Linked DNA regions of Homo sapiens: region 2 is linked to region 1. The links are chromatin loops, found by intact Hi-C in ENCODE. Cell type or tissue: mammary epithelial cell. All regions are shown on one strand. Each heading gives the region's core, and the rest is flanking DNA. Links, peaks and the distances in the headings are about the cores only.

The links. A loop is a pair of places that touch in the nucleus more often than their neighbours do. Peaks named below come from ENCODE experiments on the same cell type or tissue, not always from the same donor. Only the 100,000 strongest peaks of a DNase experiment are listed, where the experiment ranks them.
Region 2: it touches region 1 in a loop (5-fold over the local background); 20 of 110 quality-filtered maps call a loop at or near these places.

What each region holds. Positions count from the first base shown.
Region 1 is chr18:48,542,236-48,552,215 of GRCh38, reverse strand. All of the region lies in intron 1 of CTIF (cap binding complex dependent translation initiation factor), which reads right to left. Among named protein-coding and RNA genes, the nearest start is that of CTIF, 8.2 kb to the right of the region's middle. RefSeq lists enhancers at 1,821-2,322, 7,030-7,595, 8,114-8,888, 8,889-9,665. In mammary epithelial cell, for the core only: no CTCF peak of the experiment used is centred there; DNase peaks (open chromatin) are centred at 3,685, 3,995 and 6,285; H3K27ac peaks cover 4,885 bases.
Region 2 is chr18:48,619,602-48,629,581 of GRCh38, reverse strand. CTIF (cap binding complex dependent translation initiation factor) reads right to left here. Exons shown (of 12, transcript NM_014772.3): 2 at 9,837-9,980. Among named protein-coding and RNA genes, the nearest start is that of MIR4743, 46 kb to the left of the region's middle. RefSeq lists an enhancer at 6,231-6,410. In mammary epithelial cell, for the core only: no CTCF peak of the experiment used is centred there; DNase peaks (open chromatin) are centred at 5,961 and 6,381; H3K27ac peaks cover 1,777 bases.

The sequences.
Region 1 (9,980 bases), core at 665-8,664:
CATTTTCTCATCTATGAAACAGAAGCTGTAATGGCTAATGAAGACAGCACATGCAAAGTGCTTACTATGACACCACAATACTTAGCAACTGTTAGGCTTTGAAAGTTATTATTAGGCCAGGCACGGTGGCTCACGCCTGTAATCCCAGCACTTTGGGAGGCCTAGGCGGGCGGATCACGAGGTCAGGAGATAGAGACCATCCTGGCTGACACAGTGAAACCCCGTCTCTACTAAAAATACAAAAAAAATAATTAGCTGGGCGTGGTGGCGGGCGCCTGTAGTCCCAGCTACTCGGGAGGCTGAGGCAGGAGAATGGCGTGAACCCAGGAGGCGGAGCTTGCAGTGAGCCGACATCGCGCCACTACACTCCAGCCTGGGTGACAGAGTAAGACTCCGTCTCCAAAAAAAAAAAAGAAAAAGAAAGTTATTATTGGATCACCCAGGTTTCAGGAGAAAGACCACCTGTTCAATCCCTGCGTTTACAGACATCTCCCCACTGCCCAAATGCAACAGCTTGCAGGCCAGAGTCCACACAGGCCTGGGTTTCTAGCCTGGCTTCCCTGTGTGACCTCAGGAGGAATGCTAACTTTTCAGGTGTATCTGCAAAAGAGAAGAATAACAACTACACTCAGAGCTGAAAGATGAAATACACTTAGGGGGTGAAGTCCTAAACACAAGCATAACACACAATGCATGTGTATTAGTATCCATGGCTGCCATAACAGAGGACCACAAATCAGGTGGCTGAAAGCAACAGAAATGTATGATCTCATAATTCTGGGGGCTAGAAGTCCAAAACCAAGGTGTGAGCAGGGCCACACTCCCTCCACAAGCTGCAGGGGAGAATCCTTCCATATTCATTTGCTAGGGCTGCCATAGCAGGCCACCATAGACTGGGTGGCTTCATCAGCAGAAATGTATTTATTCTGGAGACTGGAAGTCCAAGATCAAGGTGTTGGCAGGGCTGGCTTCTTCCAAGGCCTCCGTCTTGACTTGCAGATGGCTGCCTTCTCGTTGCATCCTCACACTGTTGACCCCATCTGTGTCTTATCTGTGTCCTCTTCTTCTTTTAAGGACACCAGTCATACTAGATTAGGGCCCACTCTCATGATCTCATTTTACCTTAATTACCTCTTTAAAGGCCTGGCCACCAATCCAGTTCTGAGGCGCTGGAGTTAGGACTTCAGCATATGAATTTTGAGAGGACACAATTCAGCCCAGAACAGGATAGTTGATTACCTTTCTTCCTCTTAGGGAGGAAAACATGTAGAGATCCGTAAGTTCTCGTCCAGGGCACTGTGCAGTGCCACACGGAACTGGTTTGGAATCTGGACAGATAACCAAATGAACAAGTCCCTTTCTAGAAATATGTATCTTGCCTTAAAAATACTTTTTTTTCCATGAAGCATGGACCCTGTGGCCGGCACCACCCTAGCCCTATAGGAAATGCCCTGATGACTCCCAGGACAGTAGCAAGGTGCTCATGATCCCAGGGGACAGATAGGCAAGTATCCAAGGAATGATGAGGAGGCAGGGAGTGATGGGAAGTGCTAAGTGCTCTAGCAACCCACAGACTGTGCTGTGGGAAGAGGGGGAGGAGGACACAGTGACACCCTGAGCAGAGTGGAGAGGAGCCCAGAGGGGACAGATTTGTCTCTTAGCTTGCATGGTCAGCCCCACGGCCTGGGCTGTTTGCATGTGTATGTATAGAGGGGATAGTGGTTTGGGGAGGGGAAGGTGGCATCCACCACCATCTTCCCACACCCTGCATTCCCTGGGGCCAGGCTTCCCAATCAGCAGGGACAACAGAACTCATTCTGCAGAATGTGCAGGCCACAGCTGAGCACCAATTCCTCTCCCCAACCCACAGCTGCCTGCAAAGGTGACTGCCATCCTCTACCAACCCACTGGAGCCTCAGGCCCTCAGGCCTTTCCAGTCCTGCTGCCTAGGCCACCAGTGACATATGCTCCCTCCCTCTGGACAATTCTGCCTACTGGGGTTCTCCACCTGGCCCCAGTGTCGGGAAAGTGGAGGAGCTGCTGGGAGAACAGACCACAGAACCCATGTCCTGGGACCACAAAAAAGGCATCCATGGAACACCTGGGATCCTATGCACCAGCATTACCTGTGGCTTAAGAAGTAATAATTACCAGAAATGGCAAACCTATAGTGATATAAACCAGGTTGGTGGTTGCCAGAACTAGGGGGTGAGATTTTAAAAAAACAAACAAACAAACAAAAACCTCAACAATATTGAGATATAAAAAAAAGTAAAGCTAATTCACTAACTCCCCCCCAATAAATAAAAACATCTTGAAACTTGGTGAAGTAAATGTTCCTCTTTGCTTAGCCAACCATTGCTCCCTTCCCCACTTCCTTGCAAACACAGCTTGCCTCTTGCTCTAGATGAGGCGAAAGCACCAGGGACTTGCTTTCTCCTCCTCCACTGGAGCGGAGGCATGGGTACTGACCCGTTTCTCTTCAAGGAGCCTTGATAGAATCTTCAGCAGGGGAATTCTGGGAAAGGCTTCCCTTCCTGACAAATTAAGACAGACAAGGAGAATCTAACCTTCCTGCCTGCCTTTGGACGCAGTTATGTGAGAACATGATGCCCGGAGCAGTGGCAGCCATGCTATGACCATAAGGGGACTGGCCTGAGAACAAAGGCCAATGTGCTGAAGATGGCAGCCTAGGTTAGACAGAGTCCTTGAAATGATCGCTGACTCCCTGAATGAACCAACCCTAGAGCTCCTACCTTTAGACTTCTGGCTGAGTTGAAACACCTTGTTTTTAAAGCCATCGTTAGTACACTGTTCTTTTACCTGTAGCCAATAACATCCCACAAGCCCGATGGTTTTCATCTGTCCATACTTCCACCCCAATCCCCAAACTGAGATCATGGTGAGATATAAGATAGAACCCTGTGGCTGTAAACTGAGCCCCATCTGAATTCTGAGTTCAGTCCCCACAGATAATGCTTTCCCCTACGTCCTCTAAGCAAAGGAAGGAAACAGCTGCCAATTCCTCTTGTGCACGAGCACCTCCCCCATCACCCCTATGTGCACCCTGCAGTATAAATGACTGATAACAGTGTCTGATAATAGTGTCAGGTATGACCCACATGCATACGCCCTCCCTGGCCCATGTGTCCATAAGCCCTCACCTACCCAGGACAACCTCAGTTTATATCTGTGTCCCAGCATGATTATCCATTGGAAAAAAAAAAAATTCACAGTCATCCGACTTCTGGCTGCCTTGGCACCCTTTTCATTCTCCTGACCCCATACTTACCACCTTACACTAGCGCAAGGCTATTCTGTCTTCCCCAGCAAGATGGGCAGATGGGCAGCAGGGACCCTGCCAGGCTTACCTCAATTCATCTCACCTCACTCCTAGAGCCAGACCCACTGCAGATACCATGTGTGTCCACTAAACTGAGGCAAAGGTTAACAGCTAAAAGGATTAAGGCAAATCAATAGAATGTGGGCAGAAGAAACCATTTTTAGAGGGAGAAGAGGAGAAACTGGGTGCTTTCTCGGAATCCCTGACCTTCACTATTGGCCTTGTCTGCACAGGGTCCTTCATGCCAGTGGCAGAGCACATCCAGGCACGTCCAGCCATCTGATGCAACCTTGCTGCAAAGGCAACGCATGCTCTTTATTACCCAATCTGCTGAATATGTGACCCACACAGATGCCAAGCATCAAGGAGATGGAGGAACAGAAAGACATTTTGCTTCCTGAGAGTGCCCAGGGTACTGTAGGTAGATACCGGAGACAGATAAACCGCATGCTGTAAAAAATACTTTGCTTGTAAACACCAGCCTGTTTGGTGACATGCCAAGATGTGAATTCTCTAGCAGGTCACTTTCTTGATCTCATGGTTCAAACGTGTAAGTATCTCAGCAAATGCCCCAAGAGTGTGGGACAGGCCTGTGTGTTCCCAGCTACTGGTGAGATCATGATACTGCCTACCCCAGGGGAAGGCCCTATAAGGGAACAGCATGGGGAATGTGTCAGCTCCACCCACTCTGGATGGAACCACACACATTCTTTCTGAATCCCTTCAGGGCTCAATTGTCATAACTACAGTTAGGCATTACCATATCTCTGCCTCTCTGTCTCCCTCAGAGAGGTTACTTTCATTTAGCGAGGCACACAGAGAGCGCCCAGCATTGTGCCTGGCATTTAACAGGCACTCAATAAACTCCCTGCACTCAATAAATTCCACACAGCTCCCTGCATGGGATTCCCAAGTTACTTACTTATAAGCTGAAATGTATTCTGGGCGTCGGAGGAAGGAACTTGCAGCAGGTGCTGCTGCCTCTCTCATGATCATCCGAAAAGCACCGAGCCAAAGCTTCTCAGAACTCCCCCATCACAGACTGCGCCTATGCAGCCGGCTCAGCTACCCTCACATCTATCTTCAAAAGCTGCCTCTGTGTGAAGTAAGTTAGGACAGAAGTTGGCTGGATTCTCACAGAATCTCAGCTTGACAAATGGAGGCCCTTCCAGCAGAAGCAAGCAGGATGGTGAAAGGTCTAGAAACCATCTCTCACAACAGCTGCAGGGGCCATGGGTGAAAATGGCCAGCGAGGAGGGTGGCCAGAGCTCAGTACAAGGCCTTTCCAGCTATAACATAAGGGAAGGCGCTGCCTCCAAGGCAATAAACTCCCGGCCACAAGCAGCAAGCACATTGGAACCAAGCGCTGCTGCAGTCAGGATTCCCACACCAGGTGGAGGGTTGACCAGATGACCTCTAAGATGTCTCCTGAGTTTGAAACTGTAGGAACTAAAGACTCTGAGCATGGGAAGACAATGTAGTGCCCAGTCTAGAGGACCAGTAGCAACTGCAATCTGCACAGGGCACCCTTAAGGGGACCCTGGAAAGAAACCTTATCTGTAAGAACCTGACCTGAGTATGCAGTAGGGAGAATGTTCTGGGCTTCCTAGACGGGGCTCATCTGAAGTTTTTTCCTAAGAGATGAAGGCTTGGATGGAACTGTCCTTCTCTGCCATCCTGCACATGCCTCCCCGAGTTGTGCAGCTGTCTCCAAGGCCCTTTTAAAAGGTTCCTACCGAGGGGCACCTCTGCCCTTTCTCTTCTCTCTCCTCCCTCACTTACCCTGCCCTGATCGCAAAGCATCTCCCAAGGTGGAGATTTAAGTCAGCAAAGGGCAAAGAGCCCCAGACTCTCCCCAGGCCCCTGATGCCCTAGAGCTCACAGTCAGGAAGACACTGGCCCCCAAGTCTTTACATGCTAATTTCTCTCTTGAGGGCCTCCTGGACCACATGTGTAGTGGACATTCAAAGCTCTAACAGGCCTGAGGTCTCACATTTCTAGGGAAGATTTTTCTCCACCTCACATCCAGGTCAAGACAAAAAGCAGCACACCCACTTTCCATCCCCCATGCGGACGGGCTGCTGTCTAGTCCATCCTTTCTCCCAGCATGCAAACTTTTACCAGGTCCTGTTTTAGGCAGGGCTCTTGATTCCTGGTATCATCTCTAGTCTCGGAGGAGATGCAGTCACGACTCAAACCCTTGGGCTTTGAGGCCAGGAAGCACCCCTCAACACCTCTCCCAACCCCCAGGCCTAGACGAGCCTCAGCTGGAGCTCACCGTCCACACTGCCTGAGATCCCTGGGGATTTCCCTTACATTCCATGAGCTTAGCTCTTCTTTGAAAGGACGCTAGCTACAGCTTACACAGCCTTTCTAGGTGCTCTGTCATTGGAAGGTTTTCAAGATTTTTACTCCACTGTGGTACTAAAAGTATTCTAAATCAGTCTTGGGATGCCCCTTTTGGACGTGCTTATGGAAACCTTCCCTGACTGACCTCCCACCCCAGACGACTAACTCTGGGTACATCCCTGCAGATCCACAAACATAGACTGAACACACACTTACAATGTGCCAGGCACTATTGTCGGTTCTGAGAATTCAAACATGCAAAGACTGGACGTTTGCCTAAAACACATCAGCTCTATAAAAATGAAGTATGGCAGGAAGAGAGGGATCTGCAACACTCTATTTAAGTTGCATTCCACTCTTCCCTGGGGTTGTTACAGCTTTTTAGTGGCTTCATATGTTCATATCTTCTCTCCCCAACAAAACTACCTGCTCCTGGAAGCAGGTTCCAGGGCTTCCCCACTCTGTACACTCCAAGGGGCTGGGACAGGGCTCTGCTCACTGTGGATGTTAAAAAGCGAAATGCCTCTCCCCTAACTCACTCTAATGCTTCCAGCTGAAACACGCTCTTGGCTGTCGCTGGATTCTGCCAGCTGGGCCTCCAGCATGACACAGCATCCCCGCCTGGCTTCCCTGACGACAGCGGCCGGCATGACAAAGGATTATCTGACAATGGGAGGAAGAGGTCTGCTCTCATTGTCTACAGCAGCCCTCACCGTGGTTACGCTCAGTGGCCAATGCTTCCCCGCTCCCAGGGCTCAGCTTGGGCACACACTTCTGCAGCCTCTAGCTTGCACAGTGCATTGTCTGTAGGGCAGCACCACCCCACTATCCTACCAGCAATTCCAATTCAATACCGGAGCACTGAACTCACCATGATCTTCCCTCCCACCCCAACCCCAGCAGACCCTGCTCCAGCAACCAGAAGTTCGCACCTGAGTTAAGAGCTGCCGTCCATCTAGTCAGTGAGGCCACAAACCTGGGAGCCACTGAGATGATTCCCTTATCCCCCAAGTCTAAGTAATCACTGCGGACTTTACTCCCAACTAATTTTAATGTATGACCTTTGGTCCATCCTTAGATGCATGGCCCTTGTTCCAGGTCTCACCCCCTATGACCTGGATGCCGTGGAGAGCCTGTTACTGCCTCACCAGTCCCATGGCCGCCTGGCTCCCAGTCCTGTTCCCTTCCGATCCAAGCAAGGCTGTACACCTCTCTGATTAAAGTCCTTCCTCTATGCCTTACCTGCAGGCTAAAAGCCAAGGTCTGAAACCAGGCTTACAAAGCTCCTCCACTCTGAGCGCTGTCTGCATCTCCGCCTTTGCATTTGACCTCACTGCTTGCGGTTCCTTCCTACACCCAGGCAGCCTCATGCCTCCACACCCTGCGCACGCCATGCCTTCTCCCTGAATGCCCGTCTCCCATCTCCTTTCCTGGCCAGTTCCTTTTCATCCATTAAGATTCAGCTCCTGAGCCGTCTCCTTTAGGAAGCCCTCCCTGACATCTGAGGCCGGAGCAGGTGGCTGCCCCTTGTCTGTGCCGCTGTAAGGGCCTTGGGCTTCTCTCTACCTAGACTTCCCACATGACGTTGAATGGAACTGTTTATGCATCTGTCTCTCCCACTAGAAAGCTGGCTGCTTGAAGGCAGGGGGCTGTACCTGTTCACTGTCATAGCCCCAGGGCCTAGCACAAAGACAGGCATAGAAAAGCAGCCCGACAACTACTGTGAAGCTCGCACCGACTGCAGGATGATCAAGTAAACCTCTTAGGTCTGTTCTACCCACCCCAAGCACCTAGTTGCCCCCTAACCATTTTTGGGCCATTGCCCCAGCCTAAAACCTCCTCCACCATTACCCAGGCCTACTCCCAAATTCACCTCATCCATGAAACCATCCCAAACTGGCTCCACTCTACAGATCGTTGCTATGGTAACTGCCTCCCATACTTTATCTCCCCTACCCCTTGGGTAAGTGAGCATTTGGGTCTGGCTCTGTGGCCGAATATGAGTGAACAGTAGGCATTAAGAAGCTCTGGGAAGTTCAAGGCTTTCTGTTCATCATAATGATGTCAGACAGCAAGCCACCTCAGCCCTGAGCACTGGACCTGAAGTCTGAAGTCAGGGTTCATATCCCTGCTCTACTGCTTACTCGTGACTTGGGCATGCCACTAACCATGAAGGCTCAGCTTCCTGCTCTGCAAAATGGGTATAACAACAACTGCCTCACAGGCTGATAACGATAACCACCTATTATAAAAGGCAGATGGGATAATTTGTGTGAAATAGTTTGCAAACTGTAAAGCCAAATCAAGTGCAGCGTATTAAAGTAGCCCCAGTGTCAACCAACCACTATCCAACCTTTCTGTCCTTCTCCCTACCAGTAGTTTTGTCCTTACTTGAGTCAGTTGAGAATCAAATGAAATCTGTAGATTCTCTTCCTAGAAAAGTACACACGCATCCCAGCTTTGCAAACACTTCCAAAAGGTTCCTGAGGACCCTGCCTCAGGGCCAGAAAGCCACAGACCAAGCTTAAGAGCACTGTAGGACACCAAGACACCCTATATTTCCCAAATACAGACCTTCATTTGCTCATGAATGCCAAAGATGAAGATAAGGCAGGAAGGGCCAGTTGTGAAGGAAAGAGAAGTCAAATGAATTTCAGAGCCCTTCCCAGAACCAGAAGACAGGAGAGAAGAAGATAAAGAGTTCTCACTCTTTGGGAAGAACCTAACTTTTTTCCAGAAAGCATTACGGTACATAGAAAGAAGATTGGATGAAATCTCAAATTCCAGGATTTTTTACCCACTCTGCTAAGGGCTCACCATGACCTTAGGCAAGTCATTCCACTTCCCTAGGCTTCAGGTCTTCACGTGAAGATCAGATCATCTTCAAAGTCCTCCCCAGCTCTGGGTGCCGGAGATCCAAGGATGTGTCTGTTCTCACCCCGTTGTGAACCACAGCTCTGGCCTTAATTCCAAAGTCAGAGGCATGCTGAGAGCACGGTGCTAACACAGGGAGAAGGCCACCATTATAGCAAGGTTCTAAATTAAACCGCACACAGCGGGAGGCAGGGGCAAAAGAAAACCCAAACCTGAAAGGAAGCAGCTGAGCTCAGGGTGCCGGTGAGTCAGCAGTGAGGCCCAGAGGTAGACGCCCCCTCCCCCTGCCAAGCCAAGGACATCAAATGGGGCTGTGTTATCAGGTAAGTTATGCAGAAATGCCACCACGTGTGGAGAATTCTCAGAAACTGCAATTTGCCTGCATGTTTGTACCTCCTGTTCTCTATCTGGGCTCAGGATTCTCTCTCCAACCTAACCACCCATCTCCTGCCTCCTCCTTCATGACCTGAGCTGCAAACAACATAACCTTAAAACAAGGGCAATGGAGCCCAAAACAGAAATGAAATTAGAGGACAATATCTGGGACCAGACGGTGAGTTTGGGATTAGATAAAAAGCAGACTTGTATTAACACACCTACACAGACCTGTAAGGCAGAAACTCCTACACCCAGGCAGGGCCTGAGTGAGACCTTGACCAAAGCCACAGCCTGTCCCTGAGTCACAGCACATCTGAGCTGGGGCGGGACCACGGAGAACATCTCCTTAGCTCCGTGTCGCCAGAAACCTGTTGGTTGGCTTCAGGGTAATTTCCATCAGCTGCCTAACTTCCACAGAAGAACATACCTCTGGGCCCTCCCGGGAGGTTGCAAACAGCCTGAAGTTCAGGGTAACAAGGCTATCAAGGTGTTTTTTCCCCATCGCTTCCTTCTGCATTTGCTCTAGAATAAGAACTGGCATCTTGGGCCCCTTGAAACCAACATATGTGAAACTAAGTTCCAGGGTGACTGCTCTAAAATATTTATGATTTGTTCCCTCCTGTAGGCTGTGTTATTGCATTGCAACTTAACTATCTCTGCTCTACTATCTTTGTAGAGAAGCAGAGTATCTGGCCTAAGTGAGGCTGGTGCTTCATAAACATTTGCTGGACTTAATTAACATTTGTTAAGTTTTCTTTGTATGCACTTCTAGATACACAAACATGTAGGTGCCCAGTACATATTGAGTGAATGGTTAATTAATTGATTAGTTGGCTAAACTTAATAACCCTCCAGGCTGTCTGACAGCCTTCACATGCATGAATTCTGAGAAATCCATGCAGGCATGTATAAGTTCTTTGCTCCTTGAATTCAATAAAGACTCAATGAACACAGCCATACAAACACAGGTAAGTGTTACATGAACAGGCATACCATATACATTTATTATATGCACATATGATTCTGGTAGAAACTG
Region 2 (9,980 bases), core at 1,119-9,118, 77 kb before region 1:
CATTCTATCAATGTTCATTTCCTATACTGTATCATGTCCTTGTTCTGAGGAAATACACACTGGAGTGTCAAGGGATACAGGGGCATCATGTCTGGAACTAACTCTCAAATGATTTAGAAAGAAGTTTTACATACAATTATATGTATAAATTATATATATCATAAGATATATTTAGAGAGAGAGTGTGGGTACAAATGTAGTAAGATGTTAATCGGATATGCAAGAATTGTTTGCACTATTATTGTAATTTCTATGTATATTTGAAATTATTTCAAAATGCATAGTTATTTTAAAGGTCATCTTACCCAGGGCTTCTTAACCGAGGGTGGCGTCAGACACCCAGGGGGGATTTTGGGGGTCCACAGGCCAGGTCTTCCCCAGTGTCTGAATGCATAGGTGGTGGTGGAATGTGACCTCTGTGTGTAAAACCTGTGCCAGGTGGGGGCTGCACAATGCAACCAGGGCTCTCACCAATGCCTTCATTTCCCTGAAGGGAGACTTGAGGCTGAAGGGAAATGGCTTCCTCCCAGTCTCACAGACCCCAGTCAGAATCCTGCTAGCCTGAAGACCCAACTTCTCAAAGACAGGAGTGTGCATGACATCTTCCTTTCTCCTGGGCACATGGGCTTACTGACATGGGGAGGAGAACCAAGACCCTGATGTGGGACCCAAGGCTGGCTGGCAGCTCATTCTCTATCCAGTGATATTTTAGAAAAGACCTGTGCTAAGAGGGACAGGATGCTGCTGATGGCTGAGATTTGAGAGAGAGAGAGGGAGGCTTTTGCTCCCATCTTTTAAGGAACAAACAACTTTCCTGTTGTAGAGAATGCTTGCGTGATTAGGAGCTTGAGTTCTTGAAGCAGAGAGTCCTGAATTCAGATCTCAGCTCCGCCACTTACTCTATGACCTTGGGCAAATCGCTTCATCCCCAGGACGAAGTTTCCCCCATCTGTAATAATAATAGGTCTACCAATAGCAGAGAGGATAAGTGGATGGTACGTGGAGACAGGCTGCCTGTTTCAAACCCCAGTCTTGCCATGTACTTGCTGTGTGGCCTCAGGAAGCTTAAGTCAACCTCTCTGTGCTTCAGTTTCCTCCCTTGTAAGATGGTAATAATAACAACATCTTCAAGACTAAATGAGTTAACATGTGAGAAACAATGCAAACAGTCTCCTTTGTTACTTCCTCCTCATCTCCCCAACTTCTTAAGTCAAGGCTCAATCTTTGATCCTCTCCTGTAAACTTCCTCACCCCCTGGGCTTAAAGCAGCACCCAGCTCATTATCCTCCTCTGAACACCACCAATGTGCATCGAACTGGTGGACCAACATCTCCTCTAAGGTGACTAATACTATCTTAAACCTTTCATGCCCAAACGGGACTCTTGACCTTTGCCCCCCAGAGCTGCTCTTCCAGGGTCTTGCATAGCTCATTTCTGCAAAGTCTATCCTATTTGCTCAGGCTAAAATCTTCAGGGTCAATCACAGTGTCAGCACTTTCCAAGCATACCTAGACTCTGAAGGCATCTCATCACCTCCAGTGACCACACGGCCCCAGTCTCCATTGCCTCTCCCCTGCAGCAAGGAGACGGCTTCCTGGTCTCTGCTTCCTCTCTTGCTGACCCCCTACCATAGCCTATTCTCTACATAGCATTCAGAGGGATCCCGTTTGACTGTGTGGTATGCCCCACACCAGAGTTTTGCCCTGGCCACTCCCTCTGCCTGGATACCCTTTCCCAGGTGGCCTCACTCTCACCTCCTTCAAATCCTCACTCCCTCCCTCCCTCCCTTCCTTCCTCCCCACCCTCCCCCCCAACCCTGTCTTCTTTCTTTTTCTTTCTTTCTGTTTTTTGTTTGTTTGTTTTGAGACAGGGTCTCACTCTCTTGCCCAGGCTGGAGTGAAGGGGTGTGATCTCAGCTCACTGCAACCTCTGGGTCCTGGGCTCAGGTGATCCTCCCACCTCAGCCTCCCCAGTAGCTGGGATCACAGGCATGCACCATCATGCCCAGCTAATTTTTGTATTTATAGTAGAGACTGAGTTTCACCATGTTGCCCAGGCTGGCCTCGAACTCCTGGGCTCAAGTGATCCACCTGTCTCAGATTTCTAAAGTGCTGGGATTACAGGCGTGAGTCACCTTGCCCAAATCCTCACTCCTAAGCGAGCCTTCCCCACTCACTTCCTGCCTCCCTCATGCATTCATCACCTTCTAACATCCCATTTCCTTCTCCCTCTATTGTCTGTCTTTCCCTGTGAGAAACTGAGACAGAGATCATGGTTGTTTTGTTCTTGACTTTGCCCCCTGAGCCTACAAAAGAGCCTGAATGAATAAATGTTAGCTTTCATTCTATTATATTTTACCACCTAGCAGAAAAAGAGCAAATTTAAATAGTTACACTTTATGCTAAAAACCACCACCAAACAATGTCTAGGAGATCATTAAAACCTACAGATCATAAAACTTACATGTATGCTAGAAGTACAACTTTGTAAAAGATGTTTAAAAAATGATGCACAAAAATTATATTAGTTGCCATAAAATGATTTTTTTCCATTTTTCACTTGCCTCTGTTTTTCCAATTGTTACTTTGAGAAAATAAAATTTTATCCTATTAAAAAGTAATTGGTGGCCAGGCACAGTGGCTCACGCCTGTAATCCCAACACTTTGGGAGGCCGAGCAGGGTGGATCACCTGAGGTCAGGAGTTCAAGACAAGTCTGGCCAAAATGGTGAAACCCTGTCTTTACTAAAAATACAAAAAATTAGCCAGGCATGGTGGCAGGCACCTGTAATCACAGCTACTCGGGAGGCTGAGGCAGGAGAATCGCTTGAACCCGGGAGGCAGAGGTTGCAGTGAGTCAAGATCACACCATTGCACTCCAGCCTCGACAACAAGAGCAAAACTTTGTCTCAAAAAAAAAAAAAAAACAAAAAAAAAACGGCCAGGTGCGGTGGCTCATGACTGTAATCCCAGCACTTTGGGAGGCCATGGGAGGGGATCACAAGTCAGGCATTCGACACCAGCCTGGCCAACATAGTGAAACTCCGTCTCTACTAAAAATACAAAAAATTAGCCAGGCGTGGTAGCACACGCCTGTAATCCCAGCTATTTGGGAGGCTGAGGCAGGAGAATCACTTGAACCTGGGAGGCAGAGGTTGCAGTGAGCCGAGAGCATGCCATGGCAATCTAGCCCGGGCGATAGTGCAAGACTCATCTCAAAAAAAAAGAAAAAAAGAAAATAAAAAGATTGGTAATTCAATTTCATTAGAAATAAAGACAATGTGGCCGGGCGCGGTGGCTCACGCCTGTAATCCCAGCACTTTAGGAGCCCGAGGCAGGTGGATCACCTGGGTCAGGAGTTCAAGACCAACCTGATCAATATGGTGAAACCCCATCTTTACTAAAAATACGAAAATTAGCCAGGTGTGGTGACATGTGCCTGTAGTCCCAGCTACTCGGGAGGCTGACAGGAGAGTTGCTTGAACCTGCGGTGGGGGGAGGTTGCAGTGAGCTGAGATCGCGCCACTACACTACAGCCTTGGTGACAGAGTGAGACTCCATCTCAAAAAAAAAAAAAAAAAAAGAAAGAAAAAGAAATAAGACAATGTGAATTAAAATGACAAGATGTCCCAATACACTGGTGGCAGTATGGATAATGGAAGATCTTTGGAGAGCACTTTAACAACAGCTATTAAAATTAATTTTACTTCTCAGCATCTAACTAAAGAAACTCCATTATTTGTGCAGAAGGAGGCATGTTCAACAGTATGTGTTGAAGTATCACGTATTTCCAGGGGAAAATTTAGAAGTAACCTGAGTGCCTACCATTAAGCAAATGGTTAAATAAATCCATGCTATGGACAACTGGGCAGCCACTAAACGGAACACAGCAGATGTGCAAGCCCAGAAGAATCTCTGGGGCATGTGGGCAGGTGAAAAATGCAAGTTATTGAACAATATATCCACTGGCTATGATATATGATTTGACAATATTGTATTTCTTCAAGTCATACCTATGTCAGGAAAGGCATTAAAAAAGGCAAGGAAATGAACTCACTCATCTGATGGGAGGTAGGAGTAAGGGAGCAGAATGAGGTGGTAGCACAGAAGATTTTATTGTTAATATTTGAATTCTTATGTACCATGATAATGTATGCATAAAGGACTTGTATAATTTAAAATAATTTTAGCTCAGGAGAATTTAATTATTAATATCTGAATTCTTGTGCACTATGGGAATGTATGCATAAAGTACTTGTATAATTTAGAATACATTTTTTAAATAAGGGGAAAATATATAATAAATCCCCCATGCTGAACCACCCCGCAGTCCTCCTATAAACTCACTTCTTCTGTTAAGCCTTTCATGGGTGGTCCACCATTGAGTACTTCCTCCTGTGAGCAAAGACATCAGGAAAAATGAATTTAAGGGCAGAAGGAAATGAAGAGATGGGATTTTAGAAAAAGGGCGAGGGAACAGTGAACAGGGAAGGCAGAATGAAAGGAGAGACGTAAAGAGAAAGAGGAGAAACTTGTTAGGAAAAGCCATTGAGCCGATCTGAACACTCTCACCCTATCCTATTCATTGCCACTGCTGCACCCCTTTGTAAAGATCACTGCATTTTAGATGAAACCCAGGGTTTCCAAGTGCCGGAAAGCATCAAAATAGGGCTATAGGAAGTGATCTTCACTCTCACTGGCTCTTAATTTGACCCCTTAACAAGAATTTACTGGAAACTATGCTGTCATTAAATGTATCTTCATAGGGTTCCTACATGTTATCTTTCCAAGAGACTGGATCGGGGCAGCAGGCCATGGAGGGGGAGAAAGGAGACAGCCCTGCTCCCACTGTGGCAATCAGAGTCATGCACAGGCTTATGAATAGTTCAGGCCCAGGCCCCTCACCTTTGCCTGCATCTCTAGCAGTGGGGCCTGTACATCAGTATTTCTCACAGCTCCCTAAGTGAGTTCATGCTCGCTCAGAGTTGCATACTGCTTCCAAGCTTTCTGGTGATCCACTAGATCATCCACGAACATCACATGTGCCAAAATTTTCCCCACTTACAACATCCTAATCTCTTCCCCAAAAGATTAGTGGTCAATGAGATTTGGAGACCTAATTTTCTTTCTATAGGAAAGAAATCTATATTAACCACCCAACACCCAATCAGTCATGGCCTGTACGGAGCAGGAAACCAGAAGTAGGTGGGGTGGGGATGGGGCTCCAGAGCCCAGCTCAGCCACCACCCAGCAGTGGGGTTTGGCCATGCTCCATTTCTGTGCCTCAGTTTCCCTCCTTTAGAATAGGGCTAAAATCCCTCCTCCTCCCAAGGATAGAGTGACTGTGGGGACTTCCAATCTATTGGACAGCAGGTGCTCCTGAAACATGGGGGAGGGGTACGATGTAAAATACGGGGGAGGGGCGTGGTGTCAAGCATGGGGAGGGGCGTGGTGTCAAGCATGGGGAGGGGTGTGGTGTCAAGCATGGGGAGGGGCGTGGTGTCAAACATGGGGAGGGGCGTGGTGTCAAGCATGGGGAGAGGTATGATGTTAAACATGGCATCCAGAAAATGTTGGCAAACTTAAAACACACATTGTCTTGGTTATTCATCTAAGAGACAGGAAAACTGATCTATCTATCTATCTTATCTATCTATTATCTATGTATTATCTATCTGTCTGTCTATCCATCCATCCAGCCAGCCAGCCATCCATCCATCCATCCATCCATCCATCCTTCATTTCTTTCTAGTTGTTACTGGGAAGGACGAGAGGAACACAAGTGTACAAACATCATGAGATATTTTCTCCCTGAGTGTCAACTGTCACTTCTCAGATCCTAAAAAATGACCTCACCAGCTGAAGAGCAACATTCCTCTCCACTCCCTCAGGTCTTCTCAAGGTTTCCAAGCTTCTTAACAAATTTCCTCCCCAGAAACATCAAAATACCACACAGGCAGACAGGAACATTCCCTGAGTGTTTGCTGTTTTTTTTTTTCTTTTTGGCTTCCATTTAAACTAGTCATCAGATTAAAAAAAAAAACAAGCCAAAGTGCTTTAGCAGAAATATTTCCCATAAAGCTGTGTTAATAGAGAATTTTTTTAAAAAGTATCTTATGTAGACACAGCTAACCCTGGCCTTCCTGAGAGTGGGCCACAGCCGTCCCTCTTCCAGAGTCGGTACCCCAGGTGTGTGTGTGACTGTGGGGATCGGGGAGGCAGGGGCGCGGTAGGGGCAGGATTGAAACATCCTCCCTTTCCGGCAGCAGCAGGCAGGCCTGCAGGCCCCAGCATCCTGCCAGGTGTCTGCATTCTTCGAGGGAATTCCAGAGCATGAAGAAAGTTTAGAGAATGCATCCAAATGTCACACCACACAGGTGTTCTCCACACCACACTTCACAGCAGACGTCAGTCTGAAAGCCCCTCCACAGCCTTGCCTTGCCCGCCACACAGATGGGGGCATCCAAGCGTGAGTCAGGCCCCACTGATCCCTGGAGCTGGTGCCAGAAGCACAGAGCCCAGACTGAAAGCGCTGGGAGGGCACCTCCTTTCAAAACTATGTCCCCGCTGGCTGCTCTGGGCACAGAAATTCTACCATCAGCCACGCATACCTCTGGGGTGAAGCTTTGAGGCTTCCTTGGCTCCTCCAGGTAGAGCAAATTTCAGCTGGAGGAACCTTTGGAGGATGCCCTGCTGCAGGCCTGGATGCCACACAGCTGAAAAGGCAGGCAGCCCACAACAGGGGGTACCCAGCCAGCCCATATGCCCATCCACAGGCCCTGCTCCTGGGGAAGTCAGCTCTAGGGGCTTCCAGGGGACTGCAAAAGTTGGTTCACTTAGTTCCTGCCCTAGACAATCTAAAGAGGTTAATTTCCCTTACAATTTTCCAATCTATCCTAATCCTCCTCCTCCTTCCACTTCAGATCATGGTACTATTAGCTGTGCAATAAGCATAGTTTGTATATTAAAAAAAGGATTATGCAAATAAGTTAATGCACCACCAGACAAGACCCTCCATGCGGTCAGCTGTAGACCGCCAGGCCACCCAGCCACCACCTTGCTCCCACATTCCTCAAGGACTTTTCTCCTGTATCACAGCCACCCTTTCCCACATCCTTTTGTCCTTTCTTGGTGATTTCAAGATCCATGAAGATGGATCTGAGTTTCACGACCCGCTCTCCTCCTGGCCTCTCCCTCTCCCCCACACACTCCCATGCTCACACCCAGCCCTCTCCTGACCCATGACTGCATTCCTCCACCTCTGATTTCAAACACCCCACTCCTGGACACACGCCACACCCCCACCATCTTTCTAGCTCAGTCTCTTTGCTACCAGGATTACAATTCTTTGGGTGGCCTCCAATCCACTGACCCTACCACCTGTCAGCCTCCACAACCACCTCAGGTACCCACTCCCGTCCTGGCCTGGCTCAGCATCCAGGTGACTCACCATCATCACTCCTGTGCCTCCCTCACCCCTCTCTCCTCCACTGTATTCCCTGGAGAAACCTCCACCCTGGTTAAAGTCATCTTTGTAACTCTGCCTCTGCACCTTCGTGGCCGCAAGCCGCTGGAGAGAAACCACAGCTGTGCTGCAGGAGCCATTTTAGATGCGCGGCCCCACACCTGCCACTCCCTCCTGTCATTGTGGATGAACCGCTGGGGGCTGGGGATAGGCCAGGGCTCCAGCAACCCCTGACTTGCCCCTGGATTGAACACACAGGTCAATGCTCCTATTTTGACCTTATTTCCCCCAAATACCACCACATGTCTCTCCCCTTTACAGCTAAACTCCTCAAAACAGTTGTACTATTCTCCTAGTCTCCAGGCCATCTCCTTCTGTTCCTTGAGCTGGCCACAGGCAGGCTTCTGCCTTCACCGCTCAGTGGAAACTTCCCCGTCACGGCCCCCTGCTCAGTCAGCCATTCTCAGCCCCTCTTACCTGGCCTGGCAGTGGCCCGCAAGGCAGTCTCCCCATCCCACTCCCTCGACTCCCCTCCTGGGCTCCAGGAGCAGCCTGGTTCCCTCCTGCCTCACTGGTCTCTAGGCTCACTTCTCCTCACATTCTTTCTTCCTCATGTGGGGCCACTCCAGGGCTCAGGACTCGCACCTCCTGACGACACAGTCCTCATCATCCCTCTGACTCATCTCCGCAGCTCTCCCTCCCTCATCCTCTGCTCCAGCACCCTGGCCTCCTGGCTGGGCCCGGACTCTTCTTCCAGCCCAGCCCTGGCACAGGCTGGTCCTTCTGCCCAGATGTTCCTATCCGGATATCTCCACTACCCACCCCTCCCTCCCCTCCATGCCAGCTTCCCTGACTACGCTACTTAAAACTGCAAGCCCCTCCTGCTCCTCCTCACTCCCCGTTCCATTTTCCGCTTTACTTTTCTCCATCGCAATGATCATCCACGAGTAGAATACACAGTCCATGAGGGCAGGGCTTTTTTGCTCAATCCTAGATACGAGTCCTAGAATAGTGCCTGGCACAGAATAGAAGCTTGTTAAACACTCATGGATTGAATAACAAACAAATTATAAGCTTGCATTACTTGTGATTTTAGAACCTCAAGGACACTAAAGAAAGCATCACATCTATTTTTTTTTTTCTCCCTCAGGACTATTTTCTGTCCCCTGCTTCCCAGTGGGGACAGGGCATGGGATTACTGTGGCTTCAGCATTTCCCAGAGTGACTCCTGGTCTGAGTTCCAGCAAAGCCAAAAGTTTGTTCTGGCTTCTAAAAAGCTAGGGGTCCCACCCAAAAAGTGAGCCAGGTGGTTGGACTCAGCCTTTTCCCAAAGCAGGGTGCACCCAGGTAGCTCACCTTCTGATTGTCCCAGGAGTCCCAGGCTTGGAGATGGGATAACACGCACGAGAGGCGGATCCCCAGAACCCTGACTCCAGATAAGACAGGGGACTCTCCTGTACATGCTTGTGCAGGCAGCACTGATTCTCTGCAGCTTTTGTACTTCTTACTGTCTTTGACCTTCCAACATTCCCGAGGCAACAGCATAATTCCCATTTGCCAGATAAGAAAACACAGCCCCACAGACATTGAAGGTTCTGCCCAAGGTCACACTGGCAGCTAGAAGCCAATCTGGAAGCAGCTCTTGAACAAAAATCTGCTGAGGATTTGTGGTGTTAGGCAAAGATATGCTTGATAGGGTCCCTATCCTTAATGCATTCATACTTTATGAGGGAGAAGCCAAGACTTTCAAATCTCAGCTCACAATCTTTCAGATGAGTCCATCTCCCCTCCAAGGTCAGGGATGCCACAGACTGAGGCAGGAGGGTGCAGGACCAAACATGACGCTGGTTGGATTGCCTCATATGTCTAAGTATGTCTGACATACAGAGCCCTGGGTGAGAATCCCACGAGACTTTGGCTACTAACAATCATTCCTTTGGCTACCAACAACTACTTGTATTTGAAATCACAGAAAATATTCACAAGTTATAGTTCTTTGATGGTATGCATTATGGAGAAGCGAAACCTCCAGATCTCTCCTAGAACATAAGCTTATTGAGGACAGGGAACAGCGTTCAGCACATAGTCAGTACTCAAGAGACGTATGTTCAAAGACATGTGGGCCTGGCTGGGCCTCAAAGCCTCATTGGATAGGGAGGAGTGGAGGTGGGTTAGAGGGACGGGGTGCACAGCCAGGGCACTTCCTGCCTGGATCCCAAAGCCCACCTGCCAGATTCTGGGTGCTCTGCTGGGTGGGACCATTCATGCCTTGGCGGTCTAGTGTCAGGCAACTGGATGCTGCCCAGAATTAGGGGCTCCTGCATCACCCCCTCTGAATTTCCCAAGCTGCCCCAACCCCGGGCCCGCGCTCACCTGGGAGATGTGGGACTGGGTCCTCTCGCTCTCGCCATCACCCTCCGTCTTGTCAGCCAGCAGCCCCTGCACCTGGTACTCCAGCACGTAGCTGTCGATGAAGCGCTCCAGCTCCTCGATCTCCTGGGAGCGGCTGCTCCCTGC